Linked DNA regions of Homo sapiens: regions 1 and 2 are each linked to region 3. A link is a loop called in an ENCODE intact Hi-C map of the cell type or tissue named here. Cell type or tissue: A673. All regions are shown on one strand. Each heading gives the region's core, and the rest is flanking DNA. Links, peaks and the distances in the headings are about the cores only.

Evidence for each region. Peaks named below come from ENCODE experiments on the same cell type or tissue, not always from the same donor. Only the 100,000 strongest peaks of a DNase experiment are listed, where the experiment ranks them.
Region 1: a loop joins it to region 3, with 2.8 times the contacts of the local background. A loop is called at or near these places in 4 of 110 quality-filtered maps.
Region 2: a loop joins it to region 3, with 7 times the contacts of the local background. A loop is called at or near these places in 5 of 110 quality-filtered maps.

The regions. Positions count from the first base shown.
Region 1 is chr7:16,792,631-16,800,212 of GRCh38, forward strand. It overlaps AGR2 (anterior gradient 2, protein disulphide isomerase family member), which reads right to left. Exons shown (of 8, transcript NM_006408.4): 5 at 7,114-7,187; 6 at 5,001-5,064; 7 at 2,306-2,389; 8 at 1-327. The coding sequence ends at 278. Among named protein-coding and RNA genes, the nearest start is that of AGR2, 8.6 kb to the right of the region's middle. In A673, for the core only: no CTCF peak of the experiment used is centred there; a DNase peak (open chromatin) is centred at 3,221.
Region 2 is chr7:16,915,093-16,923,075 of GRCh38, forward strand. No RefSeq gene overlaps it. Among named protein-coding and RNA genes, the nearest start is that of AGR3, 37 kb to the left of the region's middle. In A673, for the core only: a CTCF peak has its summit at 3,420 (motif pointing left); DNase peaks (open chromatin) are centred at 1,199 and 3,369; H3K4me3 peaks cover 446 bases.
Region 3 is chr7:16,707,611-16,715,593 of GRCh38, forward strand. No RefSeq gene overlaps it. Among named protein-coding and RNA genes, the nearest start is that of TSPAN13, 42 kb to the right of the region's middle. In A673, for the core only: no CTCF peak of the experiment used is centred there; DNase peaks (open chromatin) are centred at 1,431, 1,451 and 3,161; H3K27ac peaks cover 4,906 bases.

The DNA of each region.
Region 1 (7,582 bases), core at 146-5,145, 84 kb after region 3:
AAGACCAAGTTGGAGAAAACAGAACACCCCCAAAACATTTATTTTTTTTTTTAGAAAATCATGGCTCACTATGGTAGTATACAATATTGTTTTCACACATGTACACTTGAAACCAAATTTCTAAAACTTGTTTTTCTTAAAAAATAGTTGTTGTAACATTAAACCATAACCTAATCAGTGTGTTCACTATGCTTCCACACTAGCCAGTCTTCTCACACTTCTTCTGGTTTCAAGTCTCAAGGCCTGACAGACAGAAGGGCTTGGAGATTTTTTTTCTTTACAATTCAGTCTTCAGCAACTTGAGAGCTTTCTTCATGTTGTCAAGCACTAATGGGGGATAAAAGCAGGAGAGTCAAGACACCATCGTGCGTTATATCGATATAATAAACCCCAAACTTGGATGCTCAATTCATTATTTAATGGGATGCTTTTTTTTTTGAGACAAGGTCTCACTCCCACTCAGGCTGGCATGCAGTGGTGCAATCTCCACTCAGTGCAACCTCTGCCTCCTGGGTTCAAGTGATTCTTCAGCCTTAGCCTCCTGAGTAGCTGGGATTAGAGGTGTGCTCCACCATGCCCAGCTAATTTTTGTATTTTTGGGAGAGATGGGGTTTTGGTATGCTGGCCAGGCTGGTCTCGAACTCCTGAGCTCAAGTGATCCACACACCTCGGCCTCCCAAAGTGCTGGGATTACAGGCGTGAGCCACTGTGCCCAGCCTGATAGGATGCTTTTTATCATGAGGTGAATAGTTGGTAATCTTATTGTAATTTAAAAAAATTATATGAAATGGCTTTTGTGACAATCTAGTTTTCTAGTGTAGTCATTCCTTCCCAGATCCTTCATCTCCAACCCTCACTTCCAAAAGAATCCTTTTATAAGCTCTAGCAGCAGAAGATAATTTTGGCTCATTTAGAAGTAAATTTAAATCATGTTTAAAAGAAATGTCTATTAGTAGGTGTGTGTAAATTGTTTTAGAAGTAGGGGAAATATAAATAATAGCAAACCAAGTGCTTTATGCAGATGAATTCTTTAATCCTCATACAAACACGATTAGAACTTTATATATACATAATGAAACAGGCAGAGAGAGGCTGAGTAGCTTGCTCAAGGTCACACAGCTAACAAGTAATGGAGCTACTGTTCCAGAGCCCAAACTCTGGGTCACTGTTTCTTCAACAGCAATTCATCAAAATGAGGTATGTGATCTACTAAAAATAAGATGTCCACTCGATAGGCATTGAACAGCCGCTTATTCACTCTTCCTACAAATCTTAATTATTAAGTGCCTGTTCTACAAGGGATTGTGATATTACTTGTGTAGGACACGTGCCTTTTAAGAGCTTAGTCTTATTAAAATGTATGGTATTATCTCAGTAATGGCTGACAGTACTTGGAATGTGCTTCCCCTGGTCCAGCACACACTGGAAACATTGCTAATGGACCATGATGATCTCTCCTGCTTCCTAGACACGGCCTCACTTCTCTTCCCAACATGACGTTCTAAGTCAGCACTGGCCAATAGAAATTTCTGTGATGATGGAAATGTTCAGTGTCCGGGCATTGAGCACTTGGAATATGGCTAGTGTGACTGAAGGAATGAATTTCTAACTTTAACTTAAGTAGCAACATGTGGCAAATGGTTAACATATTGGACAGTGCAGTTCTAGGCAGCCACTACTAATTGATCAGAGTTGGTTCCTAGGATAAAACCCACTTTTCTTCCCAGAGGACTAATCAGATGTCACAGCTAGCTACAGCGTTGCATTGAGGTACCTCATCTGCCTTAAGTCAGTGTCTCTCTCTCTCTCTGTCTCTCTTCCATTGATGGCAACCATAGGGAAGGTAATTTTCTTGGCAATCATTTGGATCATCTTTGAAACTGATCTTTAAACTGAACCTGAATTTAATTTTAAGCTGGACTGCACATTCTTTCACTTTTGTTATTTAAAAAATTAAGACATGCAGATTATTACAATTATTACACTCAGTTCTGTGATAGAAGGAGTGTGTGCTCGTGTACCTAACAGAAAACCTGAAAATCAGGTAATGTGGTCATAGAATCCTCCTAGAGAAAAAGATACCTAATCTAAATAATTCATCTTCAATTGAGATTAAAAACAAACAAACCTGAGATGGAAAGAGTGTGATTTGCCTGAAGATGCAAGGCTAGTTAGGGTCAAACTGAGTCCGAGGCGTCCCTAAGCCTAGCTCTCTCTCACCTCACCATGCAGCCTCTAGTCCCATCACTACAGCAATAGAGGTGTTCAACTCTTGGGCAACATCCGAATTGAAGGTCACACTTACACAGAGCTGTATCTGCAGGTTCGTAAGCATAGAGACGATTTGAATATCTTCCAGTGATATCGGCTCTAACTGTCAGAGATGGGTCTGCAAAGATAAATGAAGCAAAAGGGAATGGAATGGTTTGTTTTCAAACAACCTGTATTTATTGCCCCGGGGAGCTGAAGTTCATGTATTCATGTCCTGTGAGGGAATGGAGTGTGTCTGCACTCACAGGAGCTCTGATCCATCCACTCTACTACCCAGCCCCTGGCAGTTAGTAGCAAATGCAGGGCTGGAAACATCAACAGCTGTGCAGTGCTATTTGTGGAAAAGGTTATGAACCCTTCTGTTCTATCTATGGCAACCTGAAAACAGAATAATATATATTTAGGGGTGACATGGTGTTTTTTTTTTTTTTGGTGAAAACATTAACATTCTCTACTGCAAAATTATTTTAAATTCTTGAAACGATTATGTTGTAGTTTACATGTTTCTAGATCATTGGAAACCCACATCCAATGCTAGTTTTCAAAACGAGTTTTTTAAAAAAAGTTAATAGAGGAATGCAAGTCCTTAACAACAGCAAAGTTCAAATAAGCATATAGTACCTTCACTATATTTTACTTTATTGTTAATTAACTGCATTTTTAAAAGTAGAGATTGGTCTTCTCTTATGTATACTTATATCCCTCTAAATTTAAATCCATCTTGCCATGTTTTGTATTTAACTTGAAGTGATCTAATTAATGAGAAAAAGAGGTATTTTAAAATTAAGGTGCATCCAAAAGGGAAGCGTGAGGATACAGAGAGATCTGGAAACCTTGCCTTGAGAGACGTAATCGAAAGAACCTAGGACACGTGCCCTGAAAATGAGACAAGGAAGACATGTGAGAACCATCTGCATGTTTGCAAAGTCTGTCGCTGGTACTGGAGTGGGCAATCTGTCATTTCAGAATGTTGGACTAAGGCCAGACACATAAATTACAAGAAGCAGATGTACATTTATTCACCAGATTTAAGACCAACTATACTTCTGTTTGGTGCAGAGGATACAAAGACACGGTCTAATCTTTGTAAGAAATTAACCTAAGAAGGGCTTTTTAAATACCCAACTAGCAGCTCACCTGGCTGCACATTGGAATCATCTGGAGAGCTGTAAACACTATGGATGCCTGCCTCCCACCCCCAGAGATTCTGATTTAATTGGTTTGAGGTGTGGCCTGGGCAACTTGATCTTTAAAATCCTCCAGGTGATTCAAACATGTAGTCAGGGTGGCTACTACGGAGCTAGAAGAGCAAGCTGCCTTGGAGCTGGTTCTTAGGACTGAAGGAATTGAATGTGGGTTAAAATGCCCTTCCACAGGGATGCTGTACAAAGAATTCCTGTACAAGGTATGAACAGACATCTATAAATTCCCTTTTAATGTTAGGATTCCAAATGTCCTAAATTCTGACAAAACTAAACCTATAAAATTAGTGCTTTAGTTCAGCCTTCTTCCTTTTTTTCTATTTCTTGTTTTTCTTTTCCCTGCTTTGTACATTCAGTGTAAACTTTTAATGAATTACACAGGTGAATCATATGATTAGCATGAATTGTTGTAAGTGATGGATTTCATTATGGATTGTCCTTAAATCAGTATGACTTTGAACAAAGCCAAACTCAGTACATTCATTCAATAATTAAACACATATTGATGGAGAGCCTACTGCAGGGTCACGTTGGGAATATCATGGTGAGCAGAAATAGGTACAGTCCCTGCCATAGGGGCTTATAGTCCAATGTGGGAAATATTTATTACATAACCACCCCCAAACTGCAAAATTATACCTGAGGAAAGTATGACTACAAGAGCACATAGTAGGGATTTGACTCGGTCAATGAATAATGATGATTGGGGAGTTAATGATGTGAAATTGGGGGACAGAGAAGGAAGTGGGGAAAGCATATGAAAAGTACCAGTGGCAGGAAGGAGCATGTGGCTCCTTTCATTTCTTTTTCCCACCTCATATTCCTTTTTTTTTTTTGAGACAGAATCTCGCTCTGTTGCCCAGGCTGGAGTGCAGTGGTGCCATCTCGGCTCACTGCAACCTCTGCCTCTTGGGTTCAAGCAATTCTTGTGCCTCAGCCTCCCAGGTAGCTGGGATTACAGGCTCCTGCAACCACGCCTGGCTAATTTTTTTTTTGTATTTTTTAGTAGAGATGGGGTTTCACCTTGTTGGCCAGGCTGGTTTGGAGCTCCTGACCTCAAGTGATCTGCCGGCCTTGGCCTCCCAAAGTGCTAGGATTACAGGCGTGAGCCACCCAGCCTTATTCCTAACTTTCTTAAAAATAATGATAAAAAATGTCAGAAAAATCTAACACACAAAGTGAAAGTTTGCTGGATTAAAAAATAAATATTTGCAGGCCTCTCGTATTCAGGAAATTTATCAATATGTTTAAATAGTGAATAGGGTGCTTTGTTCTCAGAAGTATTATAGCAGAAGATGAAAAGTTACAATTAGCATGTGAGAAAAGAAAGTGTTGTGTGGAAATAGGTAAAAGCTCACATTTTCTAAAGAAAATATGTTGCGGAACTTAAAGGAATGTCATGCTCCTTGCTAGAGCTTAGTGATGACATTGGCCATGGCAACGTGGCAAGGGACAGTGGGGAGGAGAGAAGGAGGATGGCAGCACTAGTATGTGTTTCCGAGTTATCTCACTGTCACTTCCGCTTACCAACAAACATAATCCTGGGGACATACTGGCCATCAGGAGAAAGGTGTTTGTCAGTTGTTTCATACTAAAATAAAAAGAAAAGCATCTTTTAGTTTACTTTGACTTTTCAGTCGTTTTCAAACTTGTTAATACAAGAATCTGTCCATTTCCGGCCAGGCATCTCAAGATATCATAACTCTTCCACACAGAGTTTATTGTACAGATGAGGAGACAAGTTACAAGCATGAAATAATAAATAAGATAGAGCAGAACATGAGATAAAGTGCTGAATGGATGTGATAAAGAGCAAAAAAATTAAGGGAGAATTTGGAAGGAGTTACTGTGTTTGGGGAAGACATCTGGGATGAAATAAGAGGCTATTAAGGAAAAAAGCAGATGTCATTTCTAGAGAAATTACGGAGACAAGTACGGGATTTTCTTGAGTATTCATTTATCCATTTATCAATTTTTATTTAGAACTGTATTTAGCAAGGCATGGTGCTTATCTTTAATGAATGCACACTCTATTGAGAGATACAGGTAGGAAAATGAATATTGAGGATGCAGTGGGTGAAATGTTACGGTGTAGGATATGCAGGTTTGGTGATTGCCTTGAGCAAGACATTTAGCCCAGAATGCAGATTCCACCCCGACTAGGACTTTCTGAAGTGGATAAGGAGGAATCTTTACAAATGAACAGGAGTCAGTTAGGTGGAAAAGAAAGACACTTCATGCAGGGGGAAGAGTATGGAGAGGACAGGTGGAGCATTTTCTCCTATGGCCAAGTGCTGGGGAAGGACTGAGTTGGGGGGATGCACGAGGGCAGTGGCGAAAGAAGGTGCTAGAGCTGCTTCAGGGGCCGGCTTAGGAATGACTTTGCACACCATGCCATAGTGTTTTCCTTTGTTCAGAAATAGTTAAGAACCACTGGAGGGATGTTAGAAGAGGCACTGTGACCCCAGTTTGGTCTGTAAAGCAACTTCTCTGACAGCCATGTGGGATTAGACAGAGTTTATCTTGTAGACCAGGAGCCATTTAGCAGTATTACAGTAAGCTAGGGAAAGTGAAAGAGGCTTACTAAAATAGTGGTCCTGAGTTTATAGAGAAGTGACTAGTAGCAGGAATACTTGGAATTTAGAAGCACAGGGCTTATTGCATGCTGTAGGTAAGTAGGAGAGTCCAATCTAGCACAGTACCACTTTCAGTAAAATAGGGAATAGAGAAAGAAGAGCTATTGGAAAAGCGCAAACCAAGATGATTAATGTGCAGTGAGGAACATACTGAGTTTAAGCTGATTATGAGATATCTGGAATATGGTTGGATAGACAATTTGGAAGTTGTTTCATGTTTGGGTAAGATGTAGGAATTATTAGTGTGTCGGAATTGATTAAAGGCAGTTGTAGATGGAGTTGTTCACTGAATACAAAATATGGAAAGAGAAAAGGGTCAAGTAGAGATTCATCATGTCACTCACATTAAGGAGTAGGAAGAGGAAGAGGAAGAGCCCATGGAAGAGAGGCAAGGAAGAACTACTGGTGCGAAGTGGTCTTTAAGGAAGCCAACCTGTGAAGAGGAAGGGCCGGAGGGCTCAAAAGGACATATGATTAGGTAGAGTCATTTTTTTGTTGGCTTGCTTTTAGAAGGAAAATGAAACATTTGTATACAGTAAAAAGAACTTGCCGAGACAGAAAGCTTGAGCACCGTGAGGGGTGGTAGTGGTGAAGTAAGGTGGGAATGCATGAAGCTAAAGCACAAGAGGCATGATTAGAGTTGGAAAGCCAGAGAGCTGTCTCTTCCCAAGAGATGACCAGGATTAAGAATGGGTGTAGAGAAGCCAGGACTATAGAGGGACAGGCACAGCAAGTAACAAAAACCTTCCAGCAACAGAAAAAATTCTGACTACGGGAGATAATTTTTCAGACAAACTAAGATGATTAATTACTAAATAAAAACAGACACACCAAATGGATTATTAATACAACGAAATATCTTTTTTCTCTCTAATTTATGAGATGGGATATTTGGAAGCAATCCCAGTTAATGCAGTATAACTAAGATGTATAGGAAAAATGAATCATCCATTTCAAGTAATGAGCCATAGAGAAATGTTAGTAATGATGAAAAGGAAACTTACAACCAGATTGAGGAGGACAAACTGCTCTGCCAATTTCTGGATTTCTTTATTTTCAGCAAACACTTTCTTTAAAGCTATAATATAAAGAAAAATCATTAAGCATCCATCTTAGCATTGGTTAAAAGCTTTGTTCAATTTTCAGTTAAATTGCATTTTATTTACTTATTGAATTGCATTTTAAATACAGTATTCTACTTTGGCCTTTTAGCAAATGATTAGTGAAGTAATATCTATGGCATTGACTACCTCTGCTTTCTATTCACTCATTCATCCATTCATTCATCAATTCATTTTTTTCTCCAGCTCATATTTATTGAATGGCTGCCATGTGTTACGCACTGTGTTCTGTACTAGGGATGGTGCAGTGAACAAAAAAAAGCATGTGTTTTTTCACAGAGCTCACATACTTGTGTGGGAGACAAACCATAAACAAAGAAATAAGTAGATGATACTTTCAGGTAGAGATATG
Region 2 (7,983 bases), core at 1,157-6,156, 210 kb after region 3:
TTGGCTTGCGCTATTTATGTTAGCATTTTAAGCATTCTATGATCACCAGAAGATATTTTTGAGGTACAACGATTCTCAAGTCCCTATTTTAAGATTCTGATTGTTAGGGGGTTAAATTATTGAGGAAGAAGATCTGTGAGAAGTATTATAAAGTATTTAGCCTATGTAGACTTTAGTGACTATTATTTGACCTGAAATTAAGATGCTCCTTCTATTATTCCCAAGATGCTGGTATGCGTTATGAAGTAAATAAAAATCATAAGGGCCTGCAAACCGCAGTGGCTTCAGTCTTCAATATGTTACTTCAGCAATTTCCAGGAAGCCATAATTACTTACTACGGGGAATTATAGAACTAGTTAAAGCATTATCACAAAATGTGTGATGTAACATACACCCTACCCTGCAGGTACAAAATGGTCCAGAACCTGTTCTGCAACACTAGAACCCTAGTATCTTCATGAATAGAAAGTATTTAGATGGGCTTTCAGTGCTGATTGTGAAGCCAGGAGAGTTGGTTACCCCAGGGCTTATTGCGAGTGATGAGTAATGCATGGTTGTTTCTTGTGGTCTAGATGTGGAATGTACTGGCAGATGCAAAGGTTTTCTACTATTCGCATGAGGACAGTGAGATACAGAACTTTCACGACAAGTCAGGCAAAGCAAATTTATTATTCACTGATAGACAGCAAAAACACATAGTCTAGGATCCATGGTGGGCTGGTCCCCCGGGGCTCAGGAAAGCTCTCCAGTGTGGATAGAGTCTTGTCTGTGTGTGTCCCATATTGTACTGAAGCTGAGGTACCCGCAAAGCACATCATCTTGTATTTTGCGCCTTGGGTATCATTTGCTCCCTAAGCTCAAGTTTTGCAGAATATCCTGCTCTAGAAGGAACATAGTTCTGGCTATTCTAGCCTGTTTCTTTTTTTCTTATGTTAATGCATTCTGCAGAAATTCTACAGTAATTCTGAGAACTACAAGTTGGAGAGGGGAGAGCTGGGTCGAAAAAGGCCACTTGAGGACCTGCCCTCCTACAGCAGGGACATTTGTATCTAAAGAGTGCTGCCTATAGGGGAGCAGCAACTTGGAAGAAAAGGCCTAATACTTAAGGGTCAAGGAAGGAGTTGCAAGTGATCACCCAGCCTGGAGAAGCATCTGCCCGAGTCAAGGAAACTTTACAAGAGAAATCCCCAGTGTGCACCCCTATGAAGAGCCTACAATGGTATGTCTACAAGAGTGAGTCATCCTTACTTCTGCCAGACCCAGATAGTTGCAAGCTGTCTTTGCTACCATTTCAGGTAAGATATTTCTCATCTAATTTCAATGCTTTGCTCTTTCTCATCCTGTACCCAGCCCTTCACTCCATTCAGGAGGAAGAACAAACCAGCTAGGAAACAGGGAAGGAGACAGGAGGGAGAAAAGTACAAGCAGGAGAAATACAAAATAATCCATCTGTGCCTCTTTCTCCTATTGTAGGTTTAGCCTGAAGCCAGCCTGAGCCAAGAAAAGGGAGAAGGTTTTGCTGTTTAATCAAAGTAGTTTTGATTTATATTTTGTACTGAAAGTTTTATTTTTTGAAATTAGTCTGTTGGCAACTTCCAATGTATGTAGAAATGTATGTACCTAAGAATGAGCAGAAAAAGCATGGGACATGCTGTTTATCCTGGGGCAAAGAAAGATTACCCCCACTGGATATATTTTAAAAGGCGACAGGAAGCAAAAAATAAAGTTGTGTTTTGCATACAACATGAGTTGTGCTTAGTCAACACACCATAAATAGTATTAAAGGGAAGAAAACTGATGGGCCGTGGTGCTAGGAGTTGGGCGGGGGGCAGCGCAGTGTGAAGAATGAATAAATTGGAAGCGATGCTTTTGTGTGTTGGGGCCTCTTGGGGTTGCTTTTGTCCTTATGCTCCCTCCCATGTGACCTGTGGGATCTGCCATGCTTAGGAGCTTAGGAAGGCCTCTCTGTCCTGGGGATGCCTGAGAGAGCTTTCTCTCATCTTAGGTCTGTCCTGATTTGCTGTGGAAAAGGTAAAATGACAAGGGCTAATGTTCAGATGTGGCTTCCAGTAAAGGGACTCTGGTTTTTGTATTATGCCAGAGAAACAACATAGTCTAGTCCAGTCCATGACGGTTGATCCTAAGTGCCTGGGAATAAAATCTTATTGAATTTATTAAAACCATCATCATGTGCTTGAAGTGTTCCTTCTCCTCCTGAGGGTGATGGTATCAAATGACTGAATGAGAAAATGGAGCAATGGGTTCTGACCAGTCCTCAATTTATCTTTACTTGTGAGATGGCTAATGACTTTTTTTAGAGAGAAGAAAAAACTCTCATATAGTGTTAAATTTGTTAAAAACAGATAACCTTTATAGATCCTTACGTAGGATGTGTCTATCAGAAAGATTTAGAATACTTAATGCTGTGCTGTACTTCCTTTTTCTTCAACTTTTGCATTATATATCAAACTGTTTACTCAGAATAGTGTCATAACAGCAAACGACTATCTGTTCATGGAAAGGTCAAATTTCAAGTACGCAAATAACCTATTTCTTTCTCCCTTCTTTGCTGCTGAAGTTTAGCTTCCTTTTGTTTCACACAGTAAATGGAGTTGGCATGATTTCTGTGTTGCAGGGTGCCTTTCTGAATATTGTGCAAAGTCTTTGTCCTAGACAGTTTGACTCAATGGAATATCACCTTTCACTCTTAACTTTTCCCATACAGAAATAAGGTCAAACTTGTTTTAAGCTTTGACTGAATTCTGAATACAACTGGTGCTTAGGAGTTAAATGAACTTACCTGTCTAAATGGCTTGAATGAGGGCCACCTGCATGTTCAGTGGTTTCAGGTTATCTACCTTGATATTCATCTAGTAAACCTGTCTTTGAATGTCTTTCCAAAATGCTGGGAATCCTAGGGCACTGTGGCACTATGTGTGATGTGGGGTGACATGGCTGAGGATGTGGGCCTTGGAGGGAGTCAGGTCTCAGTGGATCCTGGTTCTACTCCTTGCAGAGATGTGTGAGTTGGGCAGAGAACATAACTTATCTGTTTTCTCCTTTTTAAAATGAAAATAATACCCTTTAAATTTATCGAGATTAAAGAGAAAGCTGATGTGAGGGTGTAGTAAAGTGCCTACCCATAGAAAATACCCTATCCATGTTAGTTAATAATGAAGGTAATGTTTTAAAAGCTGTTTCCGTGAGTTAATTGAATTAAATTTCTTAGGATTTCAGAACCTTAAACATACCCGACTAATGCCAAGAATAGTAAAATGTATTTCAAGCATGAAGTGGATTCAAAAAGTGAATTATTCCGTATTTCCTATATAATAAGGGGCTTGAAGAAAATGGTCAGGCAGCTTTTAGATTTCAGAGTTATGTTGGCAGCGCCACCTGCTGTTGAAAATAAAAACACTTCTGGAATATTTTGAGAAGCAAGAAATACAATTATGAGTTCTTTTCTACTTTTTTCAGCAAAGGTGGGCCAATCTGTCATTTCTTTAACTGAGAAATTTAATTTTATTGAAGAGCTAGGTGACAAATACCTGTAACATTCTTTTGAAGTATCAGTCACTGTCTTTAAAGAAATGATTCCCTAATGATGTCATCATTAACTTCTTAATCCACTTAGTGACTAACCCTTATTATCAAGGGATTAGTTTCTTTATTTTAAGGTATCTTGATCTCACATTAAAATGTTGAAATAAAAGACTCACATCACTCTAAATGTTGCATAGTTTTTCTCGCTTAGCCCAGAATCAGATTAATCAGGACACGACATTGGTTGGCTTTTTACTCCATTTTACAAAACAATCTATAAGTTTTAGGCCCACATGAAAGAACTTTTGAGTGTGACACTGAGAACACATACAGGTATCTGTGTGTTATATACCCTAGATTGTACCCTTGCTAACAAAGGGATAACTCAAGCCCTAAAGCCACTTGGGGCAAGCGCAGCATTTCGGATATCTAACCATAAGTTGAAATGGTTATATAATAAATTCTCTATCAGTCATGTGGCAAATAAAGGAAGATCTCACATGAAATACATTTCCCATCATCTTTTTTATTGTGGTAAAATTCACATCGTATAAAATTCACCATTTTAACCATTAAAAAATGTACAATTCAGTAGAATTTAGTACATCAACATGTTGTACAACCATCACCACTCTCTAGTTCCAGAACATTTTCATTACCCCAAAAAGAAACCCTGCACCCGTTAAGCATTTACTCCTCATTTCCCCCTCAACCCCTGGCAGCCACGAATCTGCATTATGTCTCGATGAATTTGCCTATTATGGATATTCCATACAAATGGGATCATACATTATGTAGCCTTTTGTGTCTTCTTTCACAAAGAATAATACTTTCTAGGTTCATTAATGTTGTAGCCTGTATTAGTTCTTCCTTTTTATGGGCAAATAATATTCCACTGTGTGTATATACATATATACTAAAATTTGTTTATCTATTCATCCATCTACAGATGCTTTAGTTATCTCCATCTTTTGGCTATTGTAAGTAGTGCCACTGCAAACTTTTGTGTGCAAGTTTTTGTTTGAACACCTGTTATTTAATTTTTGGGGGTGTATATGCAGGAGTGAAATTCCTGAGTCATGTGGTAATTCTATGTTTAACTTACTGAGGAACCATCAAACTTTTCTGTGGTGGCTACCCTATTTTGCATTCCCAGCAGCAATGTATGAGAGTTCCAGTTTTGCTGCATTTTCCTCAAAGCTCTTTTGAGGATAACCATCCTCGTGGGTTTAAAGTGGTCTCTGCATGTAGTTTTGATTTGCATTTCCTCAGTGACCTTGATAATCTTTGGATGAGCTTGTTGGCCATTTGTAGATCTTCTTTGGAGAAATGTTTATTCAAGTTCTTTGCCCCCAATGATTTTTTAAAATAGCATTATAAGGATAAGACTTGAGAGGAGAGAATCGTGGTTAGGCTCTTCAAAGCTGTTAAAAACAGGCCGGGCACGGTGGCTCATGCCTGTAATCCCAGCACTTTGGGAGGCTGAGATGGGAGGATCCCTTGAGGCCAGGAGTTTGAGACCATCCTGTCCAACATGGTGAAACCCCAACTCTATTAAAAATACAACTCTATTAAAAAATTAGCTGGGCGTGGTGGTGGGCGCCTGTAGTCCCAGCTGCTTTGGACACTGAGGCAGAAGAATCGCTTGAACCCGGAAGGTGGAGGTTGCAGTGAGCTGAGATCACGCCATTCCACTCCAGCCTGGGTGACAGAGCACAACTTCTGTCTCAAAAATAAAATAAAATAGAGTTGTAAAAATCAAAACCTACTCTGGTCATCTCAGGTGTGTAGTGATTATTATAAGGCTGCATGGGGAAATATGGAAGCACGAGAACCAATCTTAGCAGTAACGCAGTGGTGTCTCATGAAGAAATGGAACGCACTTTACTATTGTTCAAATGTTCAGCAGTCATTTGAGGGCCCCTGTGCAGGGTTATGGTAGGCACTGGAGCCGTGGAGAAGTGTGGCGGCCTGGTCCCCAGAAATTGGTGTCCCTTACTCCCTCTTCTCCTGACTCCATCCTATTGGCCCCTTAGCTTTTTTCTCCATTTTCCCTTTCTGTCTTTTTTGTACTTCCTGTTCTTTTCCTTATAGTTTTATTGCCTTGTCAATGTCTTGCACTGAAAAGTCTCTGGGAGAGAACCTGATTCCTTTGGTTGGTCACTGTCCTTCTTGAAGTGTCTTCCAAGGCGGACTTTTTGCAACAGGCTTCCTCATAGCCATAGGCCTGTGTGTGTAGCTATAGGGGGTCCAATCAGATGTAGCCAGGCCGATGGACAGCTTATTCATGAGGAACGACTGATCACTGTGCTCAAACAGCAGTGGAAAGCAAGACAGATGTTGAGGGTGTTTCATGGGCTGTCTGCAGTGATATTTCAAACTTTCATACATTTGCAAGAAAGTTGCTACTGCAACAAGTGTTTGCCCCATACTTAGTGGCTACAAACAATACAAATTTCTTGCCTCAAAGTTCTGGACGTAAGAAGCTTGAAATGAGTCTTACAGGGTTAAAATCAGGGTAGTAGGGCATCTGATTCCTTCTGGAGGCTCCAGGGCAGCATCTGTTTCTGGCTCTTCCAGGTTCTAGAGGCTGCTGTGTTCCCCGGATTGTGCTTTCATCACCCAAGTCTCTGCCTCCATCGTCACATTGCCTTCCCCTCTGCCTGACCTTCCTGTATTCCTTTTATAAACACCCCTGTGACTACAGGGCCCCACCTGGGTAATCCAGGACAATCTCCCTATCACCAGATCCTTAACTTACCCACATCAGCAGAGTCCCTATTGCCATGTAAGACCACATCCAGTTCTCGGGATTAGGATGTGGACATCTTCGGGGGAGTTATTATTTAGTCTACCATAGGGCATACTAAAAAGCAAACAAACAAGCAAACAAACAAAAAACCAAATAGCTTAGGTCAAGGGATTTTAGTCTTTAAAGCACTGAATAGAACAATTCAAAGAAGTGAATGTAATTGAAAGTTTCTGCTATTTCTTTTAGCATTTTATTTATCAGACTGTGGTTTGCAAACAGTGTTGTTGCCTTAATGTTAACATTTTGGAAATGAGCCATGAAAGGTCGAACACAGAATAAGTATTGCTTGGCAAAATTAATGAAGTGGATTACTTACAGGAATTAAGCAGTTCTAAAAGCAATTAGGCCACTCCAGGGGTTCTTTCCAGCTTGTGGGTTCATTAATATTTAACAAATCATGCTGCAGGAGGCACAGTGGATTCCTCCAGAGCAGCATACATTAGAAGGCCCTCTCTTTCTGAAAGAGTATGCGGTATTTAGTCTTAGAAATTACCTTCCATAGAGAGTTCATTTCTTAAGCCATTCATTTCCCACATGATTTTCTGTTTTCACCAGATAGGCCCAGTCCCCAGGCCGTGAAGAGATGGGGTCAAATTGTACAGTTGCCCAAGGTGTTAGACTGGTTAGACCTTTTCTAGAGCCAAGCTGTCTTAGAGAAATGGGGTGGGGTGTCTCTACAAGAGAGATTAAAACACATCTTTTTTTTTTCTGTTTGTTTGAAATATTTGCCTAGGGAGTAGGCAGGAAATGTCTTTTACATGAAACACTAGTATTTCTCTAGTGAAGCATTAATTTTTATTTCTGCTTATACATCACCCCATCCCCATTCCCAGGAAGTACAGGACTTCTAACCCAATGTAAATGTTTTTTTTTAAATTATTATTATTATTATTATTTAAACACACACACACACACACACACACACACACACACACACACACTTTCTTTTGTGATCGGTCACATTTCTTCTCATCACACCTTCACCTACTTAGCCCCAAACCTGTTCATGTGGAACTTTCCTTTCCTTTGGGAGGTCGAGGTGGGCAGATCACCTGAGGTCAGGAGTTTGAAATCAGCCTGGCTAACATGATGAAACCCCGTCTCTACTAAAAATATAAAAATTAGCTGGGCATGGTGGTTCGTGCCTATAGTCCCAGCTACTCGGGAGGCTGAGGCAGGGAATTGCTTGAACCAGGGAAGTGGAGGTTGCAGTGAGCCGAGATCACACCACTGCACTCCAGCCTGAGTGACAGAGCGAGACTTGGTCTCAAAAAAAAAAACCAAAAAAAAAAAAAAAAAAAAAAAACCCAAAAAAAAAGAAAGAACTTTCCTTTCTACATGCTCTAATAGGAGAAGTGGTTGGGTATTTGGTCGGGTTCCTAATCCCCATCATGAAAGCAAATGAGGCCTGGTGGCCTCAGCCTGCTAACAATTTGAGCATGCCTCATTGTAAAATCCGCATTTTAAAATCCTTGCTTTGGCTATAATCTATTTCTCCCTAATCAATACAAATCACCCTTTGAAAAACTCTCAGCCCATTCCTCACTTCAGCCCAAAGCTGTCCTAGCTATTTTTTCACTGTATACAGTTTGGTAATAGGGGTCTATCTCACATCTAAGTTCAAATT
Region 3 (7,983 bases), core at 960-5,959:
TGAAGTGCAGTGGCATGATCACAGCTCATGGCAGCCTCAACCTCCCAGCCAGGCTCAAGCAATCCTTCTACTTCAGCCTGTCAAGTAGCTGGGACTACAGGCACATGCCACCACAGCCAGCTAATTTTTAAATTTTTTGTAGTAATGGGGTTTCACCATGTTGCCCAGGCTGGTCTTGAACTCCTGAGCTCAAGCACCCTGCCCACCTCAGCCTCCCAAAGTGCTAGGATTACAGGTGTGAGCCACTGTACTGGACCAGTCTTCCTATCTTTTAAATATTTGATAAATGTCTTTCTTTCTGCCTAGTTAGAGCACTGTCAAGTTCTCTGCCCCAGCGATGGACAGAGTAATATCTGTTTAAATAGATCTTTTTTTGTTGTTTTTTTGAGATGGAGTCTCGCTCTGTTGTCCAGGCTGGAGTGCAGTGGCATGATACTGGCTCACTGCAACCTCCGCCTCCCGGGTTCAAGCGATTCTCCTGCCTCAGCCTCCGGAGTAGCTGGGATACAGGCGTGAACCACTACACCCAGCTAATTTTTGTGTTTTTAGTAGAGACGGAGATTTCACCATGTTGGCCAGGCTGGTCTCGAACTCCTGACCTCAGGTGATCCACCCGCCTCAGCCTCCCAAAGTGCTGAGATTACAGACGCAAGTCACTGCTCCTGCCCCCTTCCATATATCTAAAAATTGTAATTTTGAAGATAAATAATAATTATACCATGAGTGTCTATTAATGTGTTTATTTGAATTGAAAAAATGCAAAATTTTAACTGAAAAATAAACTTGGCCAACTAAGTTGACACATCCTGACTGCCAGTTAGGATACATGGCCAGCATATTCTATAAACTGAATAAGTTAAATATGCATCTCTAATATACTGACAAAATTTAAAGATAAAATATTGAAAACATGCTACAAATGTTATGTCAACTTTTATGTGTTTTTATATGTCAATGTGTAAGAGAGTTATTGCTCCACTTCAGCAGAATATGAGTAAAAAATGTGAGCCAACAACTTTGTTGGCTCCAGCATTTCCAAGGTAACCAAAAAGCACAGTTATCCAAGGGCTTAGAATGGAACCAACATGGAACTAGAAGTCTATGGAATACTACTTAACGTTTTCCAGCGCAGAGTATTTTTCCCAAACAAAACTTGAAGTAGTGATTGTAAGGTCGGCACGCATGGGGAGGGGAGAGGAATGCTCAAACAGCAGGGACTCAGTAATGAATCTTCAAACCAAAAGCCCTGTCTTTCTCTGAAAGACAATTTCCTGTTTTTTGTTTGTTTCTTTGTTTGTTTTTAAATAAAACCAGTTTCTATTTTAAAAGTAGTTAAATTAGTTATCCATTGCCATAGAACAAATTACCCTAACATTTGGCCATTTGGCAGCTTTAAACAATAAACATATGTGATGCCACAGCTTCTGTGGGTCTGGAATCTGGAATCTGGGACTGGCTTGCTGGGTGGCTTCAGCTCAGCCTCATGAGGTTGCCGTCAGGCCATGGGCTGGAGTCGCTGTCTTCCCAGGGCTGTAGAATCTGCTTTCAGGGTGACTCACAAGGTTGTTGGTGGACCTCAGTTCTTGCTGACTTTTAGCCAGAACCTCAACTCAACTGCCTGAGTGACCTCATGACATAATAGCTGGCTTCCTCCAGACTGAGTAATCTGAGAGACAAGGAGCCCAAGAAGGAAGTCACCTTTAATAACCTAATATGGGAAGTGACATAACATCACTTCTACTATATTCTATTGGTCACGTAGACCAGCCCTGTATAATGTATATGAGAACTGAGTGAGAGCATGAATACCAGTACATCAGGATAATTTCAGGCCAACTTGGAGACTGGCTACCACAGTAGTACATACACAAAAATAATATCTGATAAATTAAAAATGTTCACCTTGCCAGGCATGGTGGCTCACACCTGTAATCCCAACACTTTGGGTGGCCCAGGAGGCTGGAGGAGCCCTTGATCCCTTGAGCCCAACACCAGCCTAGGCAACACAATGAGACCCCATATCTACAAAAGTTAAACAAACAAACTGGGCATGGTGGCACCACCTGTGGTTCCAGCTACTCTCGAGCCTGGGGCAGGAGGATTTGCTTGAGACCTGGAGGTTGAGGCTGCAATAAGGTGTGATCATGCTATGCACTCCAGCCTGGGTGACAGAGTGAGACCTTGTCTTAAAAAAATTAAAAATTAAAATTTTCACCTAATGGTAAAACAATGAAAGCCCTAAAAAAACAGAGAAATGTCTTTATAGCCTTCACATAGAGAAAACAAGACACAAAAGCAAAAAAAAAAAAAAAGCTCTGAATATAGAAAGTTTAAAATGTGTCTATACTGAAAGGCATATGAATGAGAAACACCAAATGCATACGGGATCAGTAGAGTTTCAACAGATGGATAAAAATAAAAGTTAATAAAATATAAACAGCTTCTATAAATAAGAAAAAATAAAGAATTTAACTGAAAATATACAGAGTATGATGAGTCAATTCAAATGGATAATTAAAATGAAAAGATGCTCAACCTTACTGTTAATTGGAGATGTACAACTTAAAATAATAAAGTCAGAAAAAATTACTAAAATCAATAACGTTAGTTGTATGAAAAGTGAGTTATTTTCACATATGGCCTTTACAGTTACAATCTGGCAATAAACATCAAGATTTTAAAAATGCATGTCCATTGATCCAGCACTCCATTTCTAGAAATCATTCCACAGTTGTACCCAAAGACCTATGTGCACTGATCACTGTATTAGTGACAGGCTGGTAGATGTAAAATGTGTATAAGAAAAAAGCCACTTGGCCGGGCATGGTGGCTCACACCTGTGATCCCAGCACTTTGGGAGGCCAAGGCAGGTCGATCACCTGAGGTCAGGAGTTTGAGACCAGCCTGGCGAGCCAAGATTGTGCCATTGCACTCCAGCCTGGGCAACAAGAGAGAAACTGCCTCAAGAAAGAACTGAAGGAAAGAAGGAAGGAAGGAAGGAAGGAAGGAAGGAAGGGGAGGGAGGGAGGGAAGAAGAGAAGAAGGAAGGAGGGAAGGAGGGAGGAAGGAAGGAAGGAGGGAAGGAAGGAAGGAGGGAAGGAAGGAAGGAAGGAAGGAAGGAGGGAAGGAAGGAAGGAAGGAAACGACTACCTTAAAAATTATCATAAATCTATATCATGAAACAAATTTTTTTTTTTTTTGCTGTGAAACAAATTGCCCTAACATTTAGCAGCTTTAGACAATAAACATTTTTTAAACATTTTTTCTGCCATAGTTTCTGTAGGTCAGGAATCTGGAAGCAGCTAAGCAGGGTGGTCCCATGATATGCATTTCTAATCTATGACTCGAACAGTTTTAGAATACTACTTGACATTTTCTAGCACGAAGTATTTTTCCCAAACAAAACTTGAGATAGCGATTTTAAGTTAAGGTAAACTAAAAAAGATGTTAATAATATATTGTTCAAGGAAAAATGCAAGTTTTAAAGAATGTTTTTTTCATCAAAAAAGTTATGTGTATGTATACCTTACCCTTATAAATACATAAAAGAGAAAATATTATCTAATAATTGTTATAAATGTTATTTCTGCATGTATCTTGGACAGTGATGGGACGAAGAAAGGGAAATAATAATTTTTCTTTTTACTCTTCACACCTATTTAGATTTCTTTAGAGTATCTGATACATTCATAATTTTAAAATTAATGTGCTTATTCTATATTATTTTTATATCCTGCTCCTTAATCATACTCTGTATTTTTACAATATCAATAACTATTCTTCAAAAACATGATTTTTGAACATGTCATTGTTCTTGGTCCAGAAGGGTCACAATTTATTTAATTATTCCAGAATTCTGTATAAGGTATCTTTAACTTTTTGCTTTTAAAAACTAGCATTTAAAATATACCTTTATATAAATTTTTCTTCATCTATGGTTATTTAGAAAAAACATGGAATTTGGCTTAAAGGGTTTGAACATTTTAACACAATGTGATGTCACTTTCTGGATTTGCATGTATACTTTTAAATACATTTTACTCCCATTTTGGGCATAGTTCAAGGCAGTATCATTTCAGTAAGAAATTTAAAATTATGTTAGTGTCTAAAAATAGAACGCTACACTTCGAAACTTCTGGAATTCAGCAGTTTCCAATTTGCAAAATTTTGTTGGGGTAGAGGGAAATAAAAATCTTTCATTTGCAAACCAAGAAACCAACAATCGTGAAACATATCATGTCTTGCATAGTCATAGAATTGTTTGGCTTGAGACAATGTGCGTCCCATTACTAATTTCTAAAACACCTCCCAGCTCATGCTGATTCAGTGTTTCTGACCACATCTTCTCTGAACTAATGGTAATTATTTCCTTTCTGCTCTCTGTACTTTTGAGAAATGATAGACTTCAAAGTCCCTCCTGGTATACCCTACACCCGGTATATACCTTGGTACACCTTTTCTTGTGGAATAAATGGGTGTAAAATGTTTCTTCCACATAAAACACCTTTTTAGAACTAATCTTTGCATGATTGAAACCTTTACATCTTGGTTTTATGTGCGTTTTAACTATTTTATTGACATACAACATATAGAAAAGTGCATCTAAGTCTTTGGCTTGAATGGAAATAGCACACCTGGGTAATCAGCGATCCAGTGAAGAAATTGAACGTTAGCCTCCTCCTACCTCTCCCAACCCCAGCCTCCACCCAAGAAATCATGATCCTGGATTATTTTTGCCTGTGTTTGAAATGGATGCATTTAATATTATTTTGTTAATGTCTTCTTTTACTCAACCTTGTTTTACCTTTTTTGTTGTTCTTTGTGTTTAGTTGTTTTCTGGTGTGTGATTAAGTAGCCACAGTTGACCTAGCAACAATAATGCCCAGCTCCTTCAGCAGGAACAGGTGAAATGAGAACATTATTTTTTAATGAGCCTGAATGTTGCACTATGTTCTTGGCAGAGAATAATTTCTAGGTACATATCTGTTTTTCAGAGATAATCTTTGGAGCACATGGTTTTCCTCATCATAAAAAAAAAAAATCATCCGTGTCTTCTCTGGAAAAGTAGTCACATCTTTATGGGCAAGATAGATTTTTTTTAATGAAATCATAAACGACTGTGGCTTCAGTCCTTTGGACTTCTTCCCACATTTGACTTTTGCTGCTGTTGTAAGTGAAGGGGTAGAGATAGGAACTTGGAATTGATTGGCTTGAGTGCGAAGACCCCATTCTGCCATTTAATTTGCTGTTAAACTAATTAGCTAGTCACTTAACTCTTGGTATTTACTTTGCTTAATTGTAAAAATAAGAGCTTGGACAGGATTCAGCCTTGAACCAATAGTGTGAGCCACCCAAAGTAATCTGCAAAACTCTGTTTTCATCAGATAGTCAGTGGTCTGTGACCTAAGGAAAGTAAAATATGACTGGGCTACCTTGCTGATCCTCAAACTTCAGCATGCATCAGGATCACCCAAGGGTTTGTTACAGTTGATTGCACCCCTGCCAGCCTGTGTCTGACTCAGTAGGGCTGGGGTCTAAGGATTTGCATTTCTAACAAGTTCCCGGATGACACTATTCTGTGTCAGAACCACACTTGGAGAACTGCGGGGCCGAATGGTTACTAAGCTCCATTTCTGTGCTGACTTTCTGAAGTCCGTTATGTCTTCAGTTAAGGAGACAGATTGTATTTTGTTCAACTCTGTATCTGCAATTGCCATATAGCGTAGCACATAGCTTGGCAGGAAGTTGGTGTCCCGTAAAGTTCGAATGTCTAAGTGAGTGAATGTGCGTTAAGAAGAATACCTTTTTAGGCCAAAGGTGGTGGCTCACGCCTGTAATCCCAGCACTTTGGGAGGCTGAGGCGGGCGGATCACAAGGTCAGGATATCGAGACCAGCCTGGCTAACATGATGAAACTCTGTCTCTCTTAAAAATACAAAAAATTAGCCGGGTGTGGTGGCGGTTGCCCGTGGTCCCAGCTACTCGACAGGCTGAGGCAGGAGAATAGTGTGAACCTGGGAGGCAGAGCTTGCAGTGAGCCGAGATTGCGCCACTGCACTCCAGCCTGGGTGACAGAGTAAGACTCCGCCTCAAAAAAAAAAAAAAAAAAAAAAAAAAAAGAAATCCTTTTTAAAGAGTTGATCAAAAATTCATCCTAAATTTTTCCTATACCTTCTTTAACAAGTTCAGCATTGGAGCCACAGCCTGACTGCTACTTCATGAGAATTTGGATTAATGCACTAAACAACGACACATCATTATTGATTGTGTCATTCCCTGGAACAGAGCCAATACACTGTGGGCCCATAATTTATTTATAAAATACTCCTGACACTTTCTCTTATTATTTGTTTTCAAAGGAAGCAAAAAGAACTTTACTGTGAGGATTGTCTAACCAGGCTCTGTAACAATGCCAATTATTCTTTTTTAAAAGTTGTTACAAATTTTTATATATTTAGGGAGTACAAGTGCAGATTTCTTAGGTGCATAGATTGTACAGTGGTGAAGTCTGGGCTTTTAGTGTACTCACTACCCAAATAGCATACATTGTACCCGACAGGCAATTTCTCACCCCTCAGTCCCACCCCTGCCTTTCGTAGTCTCCAGTGTCTATTCTTCTACTCTATGTCCCTGTGTGCCCATTGTTTAGCTCTCACTTGTGAAAGTGAAAACATGTGATATTTGACTTTCTGCTTCTGAGGGTTTTTTCCCATAAAATCCTAAAGTTTTTTTTTACTTTTTAAGTATTTTCAAGTATTTTTATTTTGTATTTTTAAAAATACTTTTCAGCTGGGCACAGTGGCTCACGCCTATAATCCCAGCACTTTGGGAAGCCGAGGTGGGTGGATCCCCTGAGATCAGGAGTTTGAGACCAGCCTGGCCAACATGGTGAAACCCCGTCTCTACTAAAAATACAAAAATTAGCCAGTGTGGTGGCTCACACCTGTGGTCCCAGCTACTTGGGAGGCTGAGGCAGGAGAATAGCCTGAACCCGGAAGGCAGAAGTTGCAGTGAGCCAAGATAGAGCCATTGTACTCCACTCTGGGTGATAGAGCCAGACTCTGTCTCAAAATAAAAAAATAAAATGAAATAAAATAAAACACTTTTAAAGTATTTTAAGAGGCACAGGAGAGTGGGAAATGTCTCAATTCAAATAGTCTTGATTTTTTTATTATTATTATTTTTTAGTCCCCAGGGAAGAAGCAGTCCTTGATGTTTTACAACCAACTAAATCCTTTGAGGAATCTTAGACCTTTTCGTAGCATTATCTTTTCTTTTTAGCAGGAAATCCTCATGGTTTTCTGAGTGTAGTCTCCAGACTGGCAGCATTGATATTCCCTGGGGGCTAGCTGGACATGAAGACTGTCAGGATCCCCCCAAGACATGCAAAATCAGAAACTCTGGGGGTGGACTGAGCAATCTATTTTGACAAGCCCTCCTGGTGATTTGGATGCAAGCTTGGGCTTAGGAACACTGACCTAACCCAAACTTCAGGTGTCAAAACATCTTGGAACACATTCCCAAGGGGACATAAGGGCAAGCAGACAAGAACTGAGGCAGGACCAGGCTTTGGCACAGGATAAGGGATTAGTGAGATGGTAGATTTCATTTTTCCTGAAAGCTGATTAAAACTGGCAAATATCTCTGGAGAAAGATGTCCTGGCATCCTTCAGTGGGTTTTACCTGATGTAAGAGGATAGAAGATGTTAGTGCCCTATAGCCGTATGACAGCTAATCTGAACTCATTCCCAAGTGTGTGGGAACACAGTGAAAAGTATAGTCCTAAAACTGGTCTTTCTTGATTTTTTTATCTTAGTGAGCAATAAAGTGAAAATGTATTTGTTTTTTTTTTCTTTTTTCCAGTGTGCTCACCAACAATTACAACCAAACAACAATTTTTGTTGTAGTACCAAAAAACAACTTTTCTAAATACAAGGAAATCTAAGAGATGACTATTTACAACATATCTAAAACTTTCAGAGAA